Regions from separate parts of the Homo sapiens genome. Here region 2 is linked to region 1. Evidence: chromatin contacts called from ENCODE Hi-C or POLR2A ChIA-PET data. All regions are on one chromosome and are shown on one strand. Each heading gives the region's core, a stretch centred on a gene start or an enhancer-like site at or near the end of the contact. The rest is flanking DNA. Distances are from core to core; before and after follow the strand shown. Region 1 holds the start of FOXN3 (forkhead box N3). Region 2 overlaps EFCAB11 (EF-hand calcium binding domain 11).

The links. Hi-C counts contacts between places; a loop is a spot of excess contacts on that map. ChIA-PET counts read pairs that join two places held with the same protein, here RNA polymerase II (POLR2A). Pooled maps may share reads with other maps.
Region 2: a map of PC-3 shows a loop between it and region 1 (2.2-fold over the local background). The contact joins the enhancer-like site here to the promoter of FOXN3 in region 1. A Hi-C loop is called at or near these places in 7 of 168 maps with a recorded cell type or tissue (IMR-90, PC-3, aorta and 3 more) and 5 of 50 pooled maps. POLR2A ChIA-PET finds 5 or more read pairs at or near these places in 3 of 52 experiments (BJ, activated CD8-positive, alpha-beta T cell and activated T-cell).

What each region holds. Positions count from the first base shown.
Region 1 is chr14:89,414,502-89,421,073 of GRCh38, forward strand. It overlaps FOXN3 (forkhead box N3), which reads right to left and starts at 2,732. Exons shown (of 6, transcript NM_005197.4): 1 at 2,370-2,732. FOXN3-AS1 (FOXN3 antisense RNA 1) reads left to right here and starts at 2,853. Exons shown (of 2, transcript NR_036500.1): 1 at 2,853-3,295; 2 at 4,659-5,292. RefSeq lists enhancers at 1,584-1,878, 1,893-2,426, 2,427-2,959, 2,584-2,878 and silencers at 2,574-2,783, 2,824-3,113.
Region 2 is chr14:89,853,604-89,860,175 of GRCh38, forward strand. All of the region lies in intron 5 of EFCAB11 (EF-hand calcium binding domain 11), which reads right to left. Among named protein-coding and RNA genes, the nearest start is that of EFCAB11, 98 kb to the right of the region's middle. Within about 2 kb of position 2,678, at least 2 of the 41 ENCODE cell types and tissues checked have a DNase peak (open chromatin) inside an H3K27ac peak, as active enhancers do; they include PC-3 and ascending aorta, where a contact is called at or near this core.

The DNA.
Region 1 (6,572 bases), core at 1,482-3,981:
CCTGCTAGACGCAAGGCCTAAGGGGGAGCTGTGGTGAGAGGCCCAACCGGTTTTTTTTTTTTTTTTTTTTGAGACAGAGTCTCACTCTGTTGCCCAGGCTGGAGTGCAGTGGTGCAAAATCCGCTCACTGCAACCCCTGCCTCCCAGGTTCAAGAGATTCTCCTGCCTCAGCCTCCCAAGTAGCTGGGACTACAGGCGTGTGCCACCATGACTGGTTAATTTTTGTATTTTTAGTAAGACGGGGTTTCACCATGTTGGCCAGGATGGTCTCAATCTCTTGATCTCGTGATCCACCCGCCTCGGCCTCCCAAAGTGCTGGGATTACAGGCGTGAGCCACCGCGCCTGGCCAAGATGCCCAACTCTTAAGGAGAGAAAACTTCATGAGGCATTGCAGTACAGACCAGGCAGGATGCTCCAGACGTCTTGGGTTCACTCACAGGGAATATTTCTTTCTGTCAAATAAGGAGGTTACCCTGACACATTTCAGACAAAAAACAAGCTAGCATCTTTTGGCTTGGGGATACAACAGAGTCTGGTCTGATCCTGCTTTTAACTTCTTTATGAACGAATTATAGCACCACTTGTCTTTCTTAAAGTTTCCTCAGATCCCATCAGAAAATTTTCTGATGACCAGCATATGCCCACAGTAGAGTATAAAACAGAACTACCCAGCCACTGAAGTCAACTTTAGCTCTAAATGAAAGTTTTATGTCTCCTGAGCTTCCAAACAGGAAAATTATATCATGGCTGACAGTAAAGTAATTTAATTGCACTGTTGCTATGACAACATGCTGCTCTCTTTCTTTTTAATTTGCTTATTTGTCAGTAGCTTCCCAGAGGAACTAACACGCTATTCTCCATGTTTCCTTTTGTTTTAAACAAACACTGCCAGCAATATGGTTTTAGGAGAAAAAGTGGCATTGTCACGAAGAGAGGGTTATGGGAGTTCAGTACCCTTGGATCATGTGTGCGTTTTGTGCTGGGACCCCGTACTCTCCAACCACTCACTGCATCCCTATAAATCCCGCATTTTATACCAACAGGGTGAAGAGCTGCTGATCACTACAGTTCCATGTAAAAACAAAACAAAACAACAATAACCAAAAAAAAAAAAAAAAAAAAAAAAAAACAGTTCCCAGAAACCACAGCTGAGGAGTTTTCCATTATTATACTCTAACTACAGATTTCGCCAAATCTTTTTTTCCTCCTGTTTCAGAGGGAAAAAAAAAGAATCTGGATCATGTGAGTTGCAGTTAAGCAAACATTTTTAATCTGCTGCCAACAAGGCTGCTCCACCAGATACGCAAATAGTTATTCACTGGTGACCTCCTTACAACTTTTCTCTACACACACACACACACACACACACACACACACACACCCTCTTTTGTTTTTTTTATGACTTGCTGTGTTTTGTTACCCTCTTTATTTTTTAACGGAGAAAATGCGGCAAGAAAGCTTAGTTTCTCGCCTAGTAAACAGAAGGTCTCCAAATAACTGACAAAGACATTACTGGCCCAGCTCTGAACAGATGTTCGATGCGAACTTTAAAAAGTTAAGAAATCTTCCCAGAGCCGAGCAGTAGCGAGTTTGGGGGGCCGGGTCACCCCCGCCCACCCAGCACGCGCGCGCGCGCACGCACGCGCTTCACTCTCGTCTACTGTACTTGTCAAAAACATTTCAAGGGGACCTGCGGGAGTGGCGATTGGCTGCACCCCGCGTCAATCAGCGGCGTTGCCGGGCAACGGGGGAAACTGCTCTTATCCCCATATACAGGGCAATTGGGAGCTCGCATACCTTCACTGCCGGTCAGATGTCATAAACCTTTTATTGGCCGCACCGCGGCGAGCCTCGAAAACAAATCAATAAAAGCCCGCCGTCCCCCAACTTATCCAGGGCCCAAGGAGGGTTTCAAACAGGGCCGGGATGAGGGGGGTCGGGCCTCGGGGGTCTCCGGAGACGTTCGTTGCCTGTGCCAAGTCTGCACAGTTTGGCCGGGGGGTGATCTTTGTTAGGAGCCTGTTTCTCATCTTGGGGTCTCCACTTGATCGGAACCCCCTCCCCGGCCCGGAACGGCGGGGACCCCGTCCTCCGCAGACAATACCAACTCTGTTCCTTGCGGGCGTCTTTTCGGAAACCGAGGCACCGGGAAGCAGCACGCACGTCGGGGCAGGAAACTCTTCGGACCCGGCAACTTCCCGGCTCGGGGGCTCCCGGGGTCCACACCCGACCCTCCCCCCAGGACCTGCGGGGTCCCTCGTCTTCCCAGAGCGGCGAGGTAGTCTCCAGGACCGTCTCGGACGCGCCTCCCGCCCCGGGTGCCCCCCGAGCCCACGCGGGAGCCGGCAGGAGCGGGGTGCAAACTCACCTGGCCGGAGCGGGGCACGGGGGTGCGGGGGCGCCGCTGCCCTTCAGCAGGAGCCGACAAACTTTCGCGGGCGCCCGGCGGGCATCGCTCGGTGGCCCCGCTAAGGACGCGCGGGCGCGGCGCGGCGAGCCCGGGGCGGCGGGCGGCGGGGGGCGGCCGCGGGCGCGGGCGGCAGGGGCGCGGGGGTCGCGGCGCGGCATGGGACCTGCGGCGTCCGCCGGGCGCGCCGCGCGTCCTCCCGCCGGCCCCGCCGCTCTCCCCGCCCCGTCCCGCCTCCCGCTCGCCTCCGCCGCGGCGCGTCGGGCCGGGGCGCGCCGAGCGGCGAGAAATTGTTTCCACTGCAAACAAAAAAAGGCGACACATGACCAGGCAGGAGGAGGGGAAGCGCGGGGAGGGAGGAGGGCGGAGGGAGGGACAGAGCGGAGGGCGGAGGGAGCCGGAGAAAGGGAAAACGTGGGCCTGGCCGCCAGCGGCCTGGGGCGCGGGGCACTGACCCGCCGGGGCGGACCCTGCCCGCGCCCCTCGCGCGCCCCAGCACTCAGCCAGGGCGGAGGCCGGGGCTGGGCCGCGCGGCCTCGCCTCTTGGGCCCCGCGGGGCGGGGGTGACCGGCGCGGGTCCCGCGACCCAGGGCGGCCGCGACCGTGGGCGGTGGGGCAGGTGGGTCAGGCGGCGCGTGCCCTGTCCCCTCCCCGGGCTCCGGCCACACGAGCGGGCCGGCGCTGCGCTGCTGGCAACGTGTCGCGGGAACGCTCCTACCCCATCTGCATGCCTTACATGGCTCGAAAGTAAAAATAAAAAGAATTACGATGCGGGCGAGGCTTGTGGGGGTGAGAAGAGGAGATTCCACGTCTCCCCAGTGCTGCGTCCTGATAGGACCCCCAGGGCCTTCCGAGCCCTCTCCCAGCGACCACCTCGTGTCCCGGAGGTAAGCACCGCAGCGTCCCACCCAGGTGGCCGCGTGTCTCCCGAGGGAGGGCCGGTGGCCATTACAAGACAAGAGGCACCGTCCTAAAGGCCACGCCGGTGGGGCCTCTCAAGTGGGTTGTGCGGAACGCCCCGGCCGGCCTAGAGAGAAAACAGGTCTCATTTCCATCTCAGTTTGAGCTCTCAGGAACCAGACTGACAATTCGCAAGCCACCCAGCGAAATGGTGCAGCCACCACTCTAAGTCTCTAGGCACCTCCAAATAATAGCACCCACTGCTAAAGCCACACCAACCAGCCGCCTTGGGAGAGGATGAGAGGAGAGAGTCCAACAGGACACCCTGGTGGTGACAAAAATAAAAATGTGATTGCACATTACTCCCAGGTAGCCAAATTGGTTGGTTCCTCTACAGAGGAGAAGCCCAGGGCACCCTTCCTGCCACCCCCTCCTGAGCCAGTGGACAGGACATCGTGAGCGGTCTGAAAACTACAGAAAAAAACAGCGAGTAGACCTGGAGAAAGCTTTCTAGCATGCAGTACTTTTAAACCTAGCCAAAAGGAGGGACTAAGGGAAACACCAGTTAGGCTTCTGAAAATTTTTTCTGTCTCAAAAAATAGACCCCCCCCCCCCAATCTGAGAGTCATTCCCCCTAACAAAGGTTCAAGAGGGCAGGTGACAAGTCTTCAGCAAAGATGTGCCTTTCAGACTCACCGGAGACCTTACTACTTCCAAGTTGTGTGGCATCTCCCCATCTGGAGACAATTAGGAGGTGGAAGCCCAGGGGTAGCCTGAGGTCATCCAGCCCCACCCCTTTGATTACTGAGCACTTGATGCGACCTACCCAAAGTCACTAAGCAAAAGGCACAAGGTGGCAGAGACAAGTCAGATGATCTTTGAAGTCTCACGCCAGAGATTCTCAGGGTTAGAAGTGGTAACAAAGCCAGGATGAGACAATGTGTACCCTGCTTTCCTGTAGCTCCGGCTAATGCAGGTCCTGCCCCTCCATCAGCGCGTCAGTTGAGGGTGCTTATTCTCCGCCAGAGGAACCAAGGCCAGAGACCTTTGTCCAAGCCCTTGCTGGCCTAGAGAGGACGAAGTCGCCCCCTTACATCTTCCTCTTCCATCCCCAGCCCCCAACCCCACCCCCAAGTCCCCCAGCTACACTCACACAATAGCCAGAAATCTCTTTATATTAAGTAGAGGTGGCACCTTATTTTCACCGGCCCCAGTCCCCTCCTGCTTTCTCAGAGTTCAAAAAGAGGGGATGTGAGCCAAAGGTGATTGTACATGGAATATGTCATTCCATGTGTGTTTTTGCTTCTTGCATTCTCAAACATATTTCTTAATTTCTCTCTCCCATTACAGTTGCAGCAAGAGATGTGAGAAGGTGTCACCCTGAAGAGGAAGTGGTGGACCAGCCCTGCCTGATGTGGACAGCAGGGGACACATGTCTGCCTGTCGGTCTATCTGAAATGGGGGAAAAAATGCTGAAAGCCAAAGGAGGGCTTAATGTGGCCTTTTCCACCTTCTAATTCCATAGAACCTCAGCTCTGGGACTTGCTTCCTGACCTAGGGTGCAGGGGCCAAATTTGTTTGGGAACAACCCCATTCACAATTCCCCATGAACTTTCAGAAAGGACCCTTGCGTCTTAGGTCCTGAGAAGTCACAAATAAGCAAGCTGCATTGTCTAATGTCTTGTCTACACTGTTTTACAAACACATTTAACAGCCGAATTGTATATGTGCCCTAGAAATCACTTTGAGAAACACTTATTTCCTGATAGAGGACTTGATGGGACCATTCTGCAGCCCCATCTGAGCATGGGCTGGAGAGTACATAAGTATCTGGGAGCTGGAAGTCCTCAATTCCAGGCTTATCTGCCCCCATCAGCGTGGGACCTCAGTTCCTCCTCCAAGGAGAAGAGCGCCCCTCCCTTGATGTTTTGTGCATTCTTTTGCTAAATGTTTCTCTGGTCAAGAACTTTAATCCCCCTACACACACACTGTATTGGTTATTAGAGCAGCATGGCTATTTATGGAATAGTTAAGTATAAAACCCGATATACCTTGCCCCCCTTGAGGCAGTACAACTGAGTAGGTGAGCAGGTGCAGTCGGGAAGACCTGAGAGACTGCCCAAAATAGGAAGAGTCCGAGGCAGGCCTGGAAAGACAGTCTTCTGGGGAGGGATCCTGCAAAGAGACTCCAGTACAAAGGATATATGAGAGGAAATACGGGGAGGCTGGGCAGGCACACACCGCTGGCCTGCACAGAACCATATTCCTTTCGTGCTTCCCTCTATAGGTGACTCCACTCTCTACCCTGCAGGTTGGCTTCCTCTGCTCAATGATAACCACACAGGGCTGCCAGCAGCAAGCCCTGAGGCCTTCTGACTTTTAGCACCCACCACCTTTGAACTGCCTCAAGCCTTCCATGACATAGTTTAACTTCTCAGGGAAATAGTGCGATTGGCCTAGCCTGAGTCACATGACTCCCCTACGCGCATGGCCCCCCACCACTCCCTACTGCTAACAGCTGAGACAAGGGACATGGTGAAACATCTGGGGAAGGGAGGGGAGATGACTTTGGAAGTGGGATATCTAATAAGGGTGGGTTGCTGTTTAACCTGTGGAAATGGGGAAGGGGTGTTCTTGACCTGAGCTTCTCACCTGGGGATGCCCATCAGAACCATCCAGAAGCCACACCTAACCAACTAGAGTCTTCTAGGATGGTGCCTGGATATGTGTATTTTGAGAAAGCACAAGGGGATGATTTTGCTTACAAACTGCTGTTCCAAGAGAAATCGATGGCACAGAATTACCAAATCTGACTTGATTGTAGTAGAAGAGGAACTCATTCACTGAACAAATATTTGCTGAGTGCCTACCAAGTGCATGGCATTGTGTTAGCTGCCAGAGATAGACGGTCTTTGTCCCTAAAGAGCACACAGATTAGTGGGTAAGAGTGCAAGCATCATATCACCAAACTCCTTGAATAGCAGGGTGAGCAATTTATATGTGTTAAGGTCAGAGGGCAAAGGTGGCTCACTGAATATTTTTGAGCCCAGAAGTTGTATTATCAGAGATACGAATTAAAAAAAAAAAAAAAGATAAATGGGGATGGTGGATCCAAGATGAATTTCGGGAGAGGAAGAGAGAAACTGGAAGATCAAAAACCAGCAGAACAACTCAGAAATCATTGCAGTAATTCATACAAAACAGAATGAAGACTGTTTAAGAAAAAAAAAAATTGGGGAAAAAAGGCTAAAATAGTGGTTCCTT
Region 2 (6,572 bases), core at 1,428-3,927, 440 kb after region 1:
TCACCTGCCACACTGGCTCTTAAAATGAATATTAAATAAAAGGGATACCAAGAATAAAAATGCAGAAGTGATCCTTTGTTTTCTATGGCATCATACAAAATGACAAAATATGTCACATCCAATTTCTTTAAAAGACTGTAATTTAACAAACAAGGGTGTACTTACATCCTCACAACAAAAGAATGTAGGTAGTACAATCTGCAATTGTTATTTGTTTACATAGGAATGATTTTGGATAATTAAAGACAGAAGAGTTAGGCAATATTTGTAAGGAAAGAACTGAAGTCAGACATCTTAATTATGCTCTCAGATTAGCACAAAAAAGAGAATAAGCTACAAATGAAAAAATGGAAAGTTTATAGACTATAATAACAGCTAAATGTGTTACATCTCAGGACAACTCTTTGAATCAAAAAGAGAGAGAGCAAGAGTGCCAGCACATCTAAAATGATTCAGAGTCAGATAGCAAGTGCTTAATTAGAGAGGTCTCATTACAACCATCTGTTTCAACACCCATATGGAAAAAGCCAAACTATGGTTTTAGTAGAGGTATTTCCCCCGAGAAGATAAGCATGAATTTGCGGTTGTCTCTCAAAAAAAAAAAAAATGACATCTCAAAGCAGATACAAACACATTTTTTTTAAAGAGGCATTTAAGATTGCCAAATCCTAATGAGTAAAAGCAAGCTCCATGTAATGACCCATAGGAGAGCTGGGCAGAGAGAGGTGCCCGCATCCTACATACAGGGCAATGTGGTAGCTCCTCTCCACATCCACTAGCAAGAGGCTGCCCATTGCTCCCCTCCTCATTCAGGATACTAAGCTATAAAGACAGCAGCAGAGATTCCCAACAAAGCCGCACACAGCCAAGAAAGTCCTCTGCAGCAGTTGGCTCTCTTCAGTACCGGCAATCCATGAACTGGACATCATCAGATACATGCCTACGATCCAGCTGTCTCCCAGATGTCCCCAGACAGTTGCTCTTTCACGGAGCCATCTAACCTCAATGCACATTTCTTGATAAAATATCTTCCCTAATTGTCCAAAAGACGCCTTAAATACTTGAATACACAGCCCAAATTGCCCCCATAGTGAACCCCACACCTGCTCCTCCTCCCCTGTCCCCTGCCATACTGAATGGAGCTACCATTCACTCAGGCTCCCAGGTCTCCTCAACTTCTCCATGTCCATCCACCGTGCATCCTGTCACCACGATCCTGTAGATTTAGACATGAAATATTTGAATGCACCTGCTCTTCCACCACTACTTTAGCTTAGGGCCTAGACTCTTGCATTGGGGCCTCTTAAGAGTGATCAGGAAGTCTCAGTAGCTTGGTCGGGGGTTTGATACACAATCTCCTCATTTACTGAGCTCCAACTTCCTATCTAAATACGATGTTCAATTCTTGCATCACCCAGGTCAGAATCCCTGGAAAAATGGGAAAGAAAAAAGAGGACTTTCCCTTACTTAGCATTTTAGGCATGAGGAAATTTCAGTGTCCCACTTACAGAATGAAGAACATCAGGTAATACCAAAAGTTCTTTTGTAGCCTGAATAGGACAGCTTCTTTTTTTTTTTTTTAATAAATGTTAGGCCAGGTGTGGTGGCATGCCTGTAATCCCAGCACTTTGGGAGGCAGAGGCAGGAGAATCACTTGAGCCCAGAACTTCAAGACCAGCCTGGGCAACGTGGCGAAACCCCATCTCTACAAAAAATACAAAAATTAGCTGGGCAGGGTGGTGTGCACCTGTAGTCCCACCTACTCGGGAGGCTGAGGTGGGAGGATTGCTTGAGTCTGGGAAGTTGAGGCTGCAGTGAGCCATGATCGTGCCTCTGTACTCCAGCCTGGGCAACAGAGTGACACTCCATCTCAAACAATAAATGAATACATTGTATTGTGTATATTTAACATATACAACATGATGATATGGGATACATACCGATAGGAAAATGGTTACTATAGCAAAGCAAATTAACATATCCCAACTAACTATTGCACAGTTACCCATTTTTTTGTTTTTGTGGCAAAAATAGCTAAAATCTACTCATTTCACATGAATCCCAAATGCAGCACAATTTTATTACCTGTAGTGCTCATGTTGTACCTTAGGCCTCTAGGCTTGTTCTTCCTACACATCTGCTACTTTGTATCCTCTGACCTGTATCTCCCCATTTCCTGGCATGCCCCCACAGCCCTGGTAACCACTGTTTTATTCTCTCTGTATATTTGACTGGGTTTTTGTTTTTTAGATTCCACATATAAGTGAAATCATGCAATATTTGGCTTTCTGTATGTGGTTTATGTCACCTGGTATAAAGCCCACCAGGTTCATCCATGTGGTGACAACTGTCAGGATCACTTTTAAGGCTGAATAATACTCCATCGTATATATACACCACAGTTTCTTTATCCATTTGTCCAGCAATGAACTCTTAGGTTGTTTCTATATCTTGGCTATTGTGAATAATGCTGCAATTATCGGCAGATATCTTTACAAAGTGGTGAATTTTATTTCCTTTGGGTATATTCCCAGAAAAGGAATTCCTGAGTCATATGGTAGTTCTATTTTTAATTTCTCTCTCTCTCTCTTTTTTTTTTTTTTGAGACAAGATCTTGCTTTGTCATCAATGCTGGAGTGCAGTGGTGCAATCTTGGCTCACTGTACCCTCTGCCTCCCAGGTTTGGGTGATTATCCTGGCTTAGTCCCCCAAATAACTGGGACTACAGGCGCGTGCCACCACACCTGCCTAATTTTTGTATTTTTTTGTAGAGACAGAGTTTCACCATGTTGCTCAGGCTGGTCTCGAACTCCTGAGCTCAAGCAATCCGCCCACCTTGGCCTCCCATAGTGCTGGGATTACAGGCATGAGTCACCATGCCGTATTTTGAATTTCTTTAGAAATCTCCATACTGATTTCCATAATGGCTGTACCAATGTACATTCCCAACGGTATATAAGAGTTCCCTCCTCTACACCTTTGCCAATATTGGTTATCTTTTAACTTTTTGATAATAGCCATCCTAACAGCTATGAAGTAGCATCTCACAGTGATTTTGATTTGCATTTCCCTGATGATTAATAATACTGGGCACCTTTTCATGTACCTGTTGGTCATTTTTATGTCTTCTTTGGAGAAATGTCTATTTAGGACCTTTGCCCATTTTTAAATTGGGCTATCTGTTTTTCTACTATTGAGTTGTATGAGTCCTTTATCAATTTTAGATATTAACCTTTATCAGATATATGGTTTGCAAAAGCCAGCTTATTTTCAAGACCCTTTTATCCAATCAACAGACTGTTTCCTTTTGGCAGTCTCTTAAACTACAGTGATTCATTCTGGGCAAAGACAGAAATGCCTCCTAAGTAATTTCTCCTAGCTGAGAACTACAAGGATACTACTTGGGGCTCCCAACACAGTTCCCTCCTAGAGTTCTCCTGGGTGCATGTGAACTGAAGCAGAAAATATAGACCTGGCTTTGAAGCTCAAACTCTGCCACTTACTAACTATGGGCTGCACTCAAGTTTTCCAATCCTCTGAGTGTTATCTTTCTTACAGAGAAAAAGAAGATAATGGTATTTACTTATAGGCTTGTTAAACTCAACCACAAATAATAAAAATCAACTAAGGGCCAGGCATTGCCTTGCTCATCTGGATTCAAAGACGCATTTCACAGCTCTGCCCTTTGGGCACTCCCAGTCAAGTGGCAAACAGATACAGACCAAAAAGTGCTATAATCATGACGCACGAAGACGGAAAGACTGGTTGGAGGATGAAGAATTGAAAGAAAACTTACTTGAAATGAGGTAATTATGTAAAAACACGGTTCCCGATGCCTGGCTCACTTTATAAATGCCTTTGGGTTGATTTTTTTTAACACCCTATAGCTGTTACTGACCTGGTCTTTCTTTTTTTTCTGAAAGTTCCTATAAAAAAATCACCAATAAAATGCTGGATGGTCATTGGTTCCATTTTTGGAGAAGCTCCTGAGTAACTGTAAGATGCCTTCTCTGAAGCTCTGTCATATCTGGCACTTGCTCCTCTAATCCTAGGTGAATGCTGTGGAATTGGCCCTCACCAGTTCATCTAGAAACTGGGCAGCTTTCTTAAATTTCTTTCCACCTTCAATAAGAAGGCTTCTCAGAAACAATAAGTTCTGAATTATGGTCTAGACAGGAAAAGTTTGTAGTCTGGTGTGCAGAGAAAATGATATCTTTTTATTCTAATACTTCATGATTTTTTTACTACTGTATCTCATTATCTTATACAAGAGAATAAAAAGAAAGTAGGCCCTAGAAATAATAAAGTAGAAACCAGAAATTCTGATATCCAGCTTCTACTCATGGAGAAGAAACTACATAAATAACTTGGATCACAGATGCTTTCAGACCCTGGACAAAGCATCTAAGGTAGCAAACAGAATCTAATGGTACAGGCTGTGGCAGTTTTAAACTATGTCCACAAATGCTTTGATGTTCCTCCCTTCAAGAGTAGAGCCTGACAGCCTTTCCCCTAAACGTGGGCAATGGGGCTACCTCTAGGCTCTCCCTCTCCTGGCTCTCTTGCCATGTGGTGAAGACACTCAAGCTGCCCTGATGACAGGGCCATGTGGTAAGAAACTGAGGCCTCCTGCAGACAGGCACTAACTTGCAGGCATCTGAGTGAGCCACCTCGGAAGCCTTCAGATGACCAATACCTTGACTGTAACTTCGTGAGAGGACATGAACTAGGACGACCCAGCAAAGCCACTCCCAGATTCCTGACCCACAGATACTGGAGAGATACTAAATGTTTATTGTTTTAATCAGCTGAGTGTCAGGGAAATTTGTTACTCAGCCACAGATAACTAAAATGCAGGTCAACAGGCTAATAGGCTATAAATGATGAAGGGTTTGTTTTGTTTTTAGACAAGGTCTCACTCTGTCGCCCAGAGTTGAGTGCAGTGGCGTGATCATGGCTCACTGCAGTCTCAACCTCCTGGGCTCAGGTAATCCTCCCACCTCAGCCTCCCAGGCAGCTGGGACCACAGGTGTGCATCACCACACCCAGCTAATTTTTTTTTTTTTTTTTTTTTTTTGTAGAGGCAGGGTCTCCCTATGTTGCCCAGGCTGGTCTCCAACTTCTGGGCTCAAGCGATCTGCCTGCTTTGGCCTCCCACTTGAGCCACTGTGCCTGGCCAATGATGAGGTTTTTGTATTCAGGATGGCATAGTTTTCTTAGTTAAAAAACAATTATCTTAATTGCTTTCTCTGGAGCATAGAAATACGATATACATAAGAGTGGGTGGTGTGGCAACACCGAAGTTCACACTAGTTCTCCTTTATTCAGCACGTCACATCCCTCACCCCAAAGAAAGAAACTGTAGTTTAAAATACTAGAATTATATGACTCAAAAGAGTGGTGGATTGTCACTTATTAAGAAACAATTTAAAATAAGGCCTATGGTAAGGCAGTAATAATGAAAGCAAATATCTTATCACGAAATTGTAAAAATCAGGCAAATAAAGCAGAGTAGTCCTAGCCAAAATTATTAGATAACAATGAGCTCTGAATTTTATCAGATCTGGTGGTTTGGGCACTTACATAATTTCACTTATTTAAAACTATAACTTGGTATGGGTAATGTGAATTAGTCTTTAAAGGTCCAAGGTTTTAGATCTGCAAACAGAAGAAAGGGCATTTTCCTCTCATTTATTATTTATTACTTTTCTCTAGAGTTAAATTCTCTTATTCACAAATATTTCTTGTATATCTAATTTCTGCCAGAATCAGAATGGGAATGAAATGGCAGAAACCATAGTCTGCCTCCTCAAGGAACTCACGGAGGAGAGACTTGTGTTTCTCACATGAGCATGACCTGTGGCGGAATTTTACAGTAGGAATGTATAGGCCTGTTCCTACAAACTCAAATGCCAAAGGCAGGGGAGTAGGACCTGGAGATCTCTGTTTCTGATGTTTAGTCAGTGTGGAGAACCACCAGGGTGGACAATAATACAACACAGTCCATTTACTCTGTCATCAAATATTTATGGAGCACCTGAGCTGTACCAGAGGTGCTAGGTGCCAGGGATGCCACTGTATGCCAAAAAAACAGGTAGCCTGAGGTTAGGAGGGTAAGAGAGTTGGGCACATGAAGGGAGAAGTAAGGCTGTTCCATCATAGACAGAGGAAACAGGCAGAGGAGGGGGCATGAGGAACACTCTGATCACGTCTGCAAATGTGGAGTCATACCATGCAGTAGGCTTGATTAGTGGAAGACAGAATATATAGTATAGCCATGCATTCTGAGCTTTTTTATTTGAATGAGACCAAATTGGCCCTCTGATACCGTCTTCTCACTTCATTGCTGAGGAACTCTAGATGTTGATCTCCTCACAGTCAAGCCCCAAAGGAGGGAACAGAACCTAGGTCCTATGACTCTGGTTCTAACGTGCTTTTTCCTTTATTGGCTCCTTTTAGGACTAAAAGATATCTTCAGGGCCAGGTGCAGTGGCTCATGCCTGTAATCCCAGCATTTTGGGAGGCCGAGGCAGGTGGATCACCTGAGATCAGGAGTTTGAGACCAGCCTGGC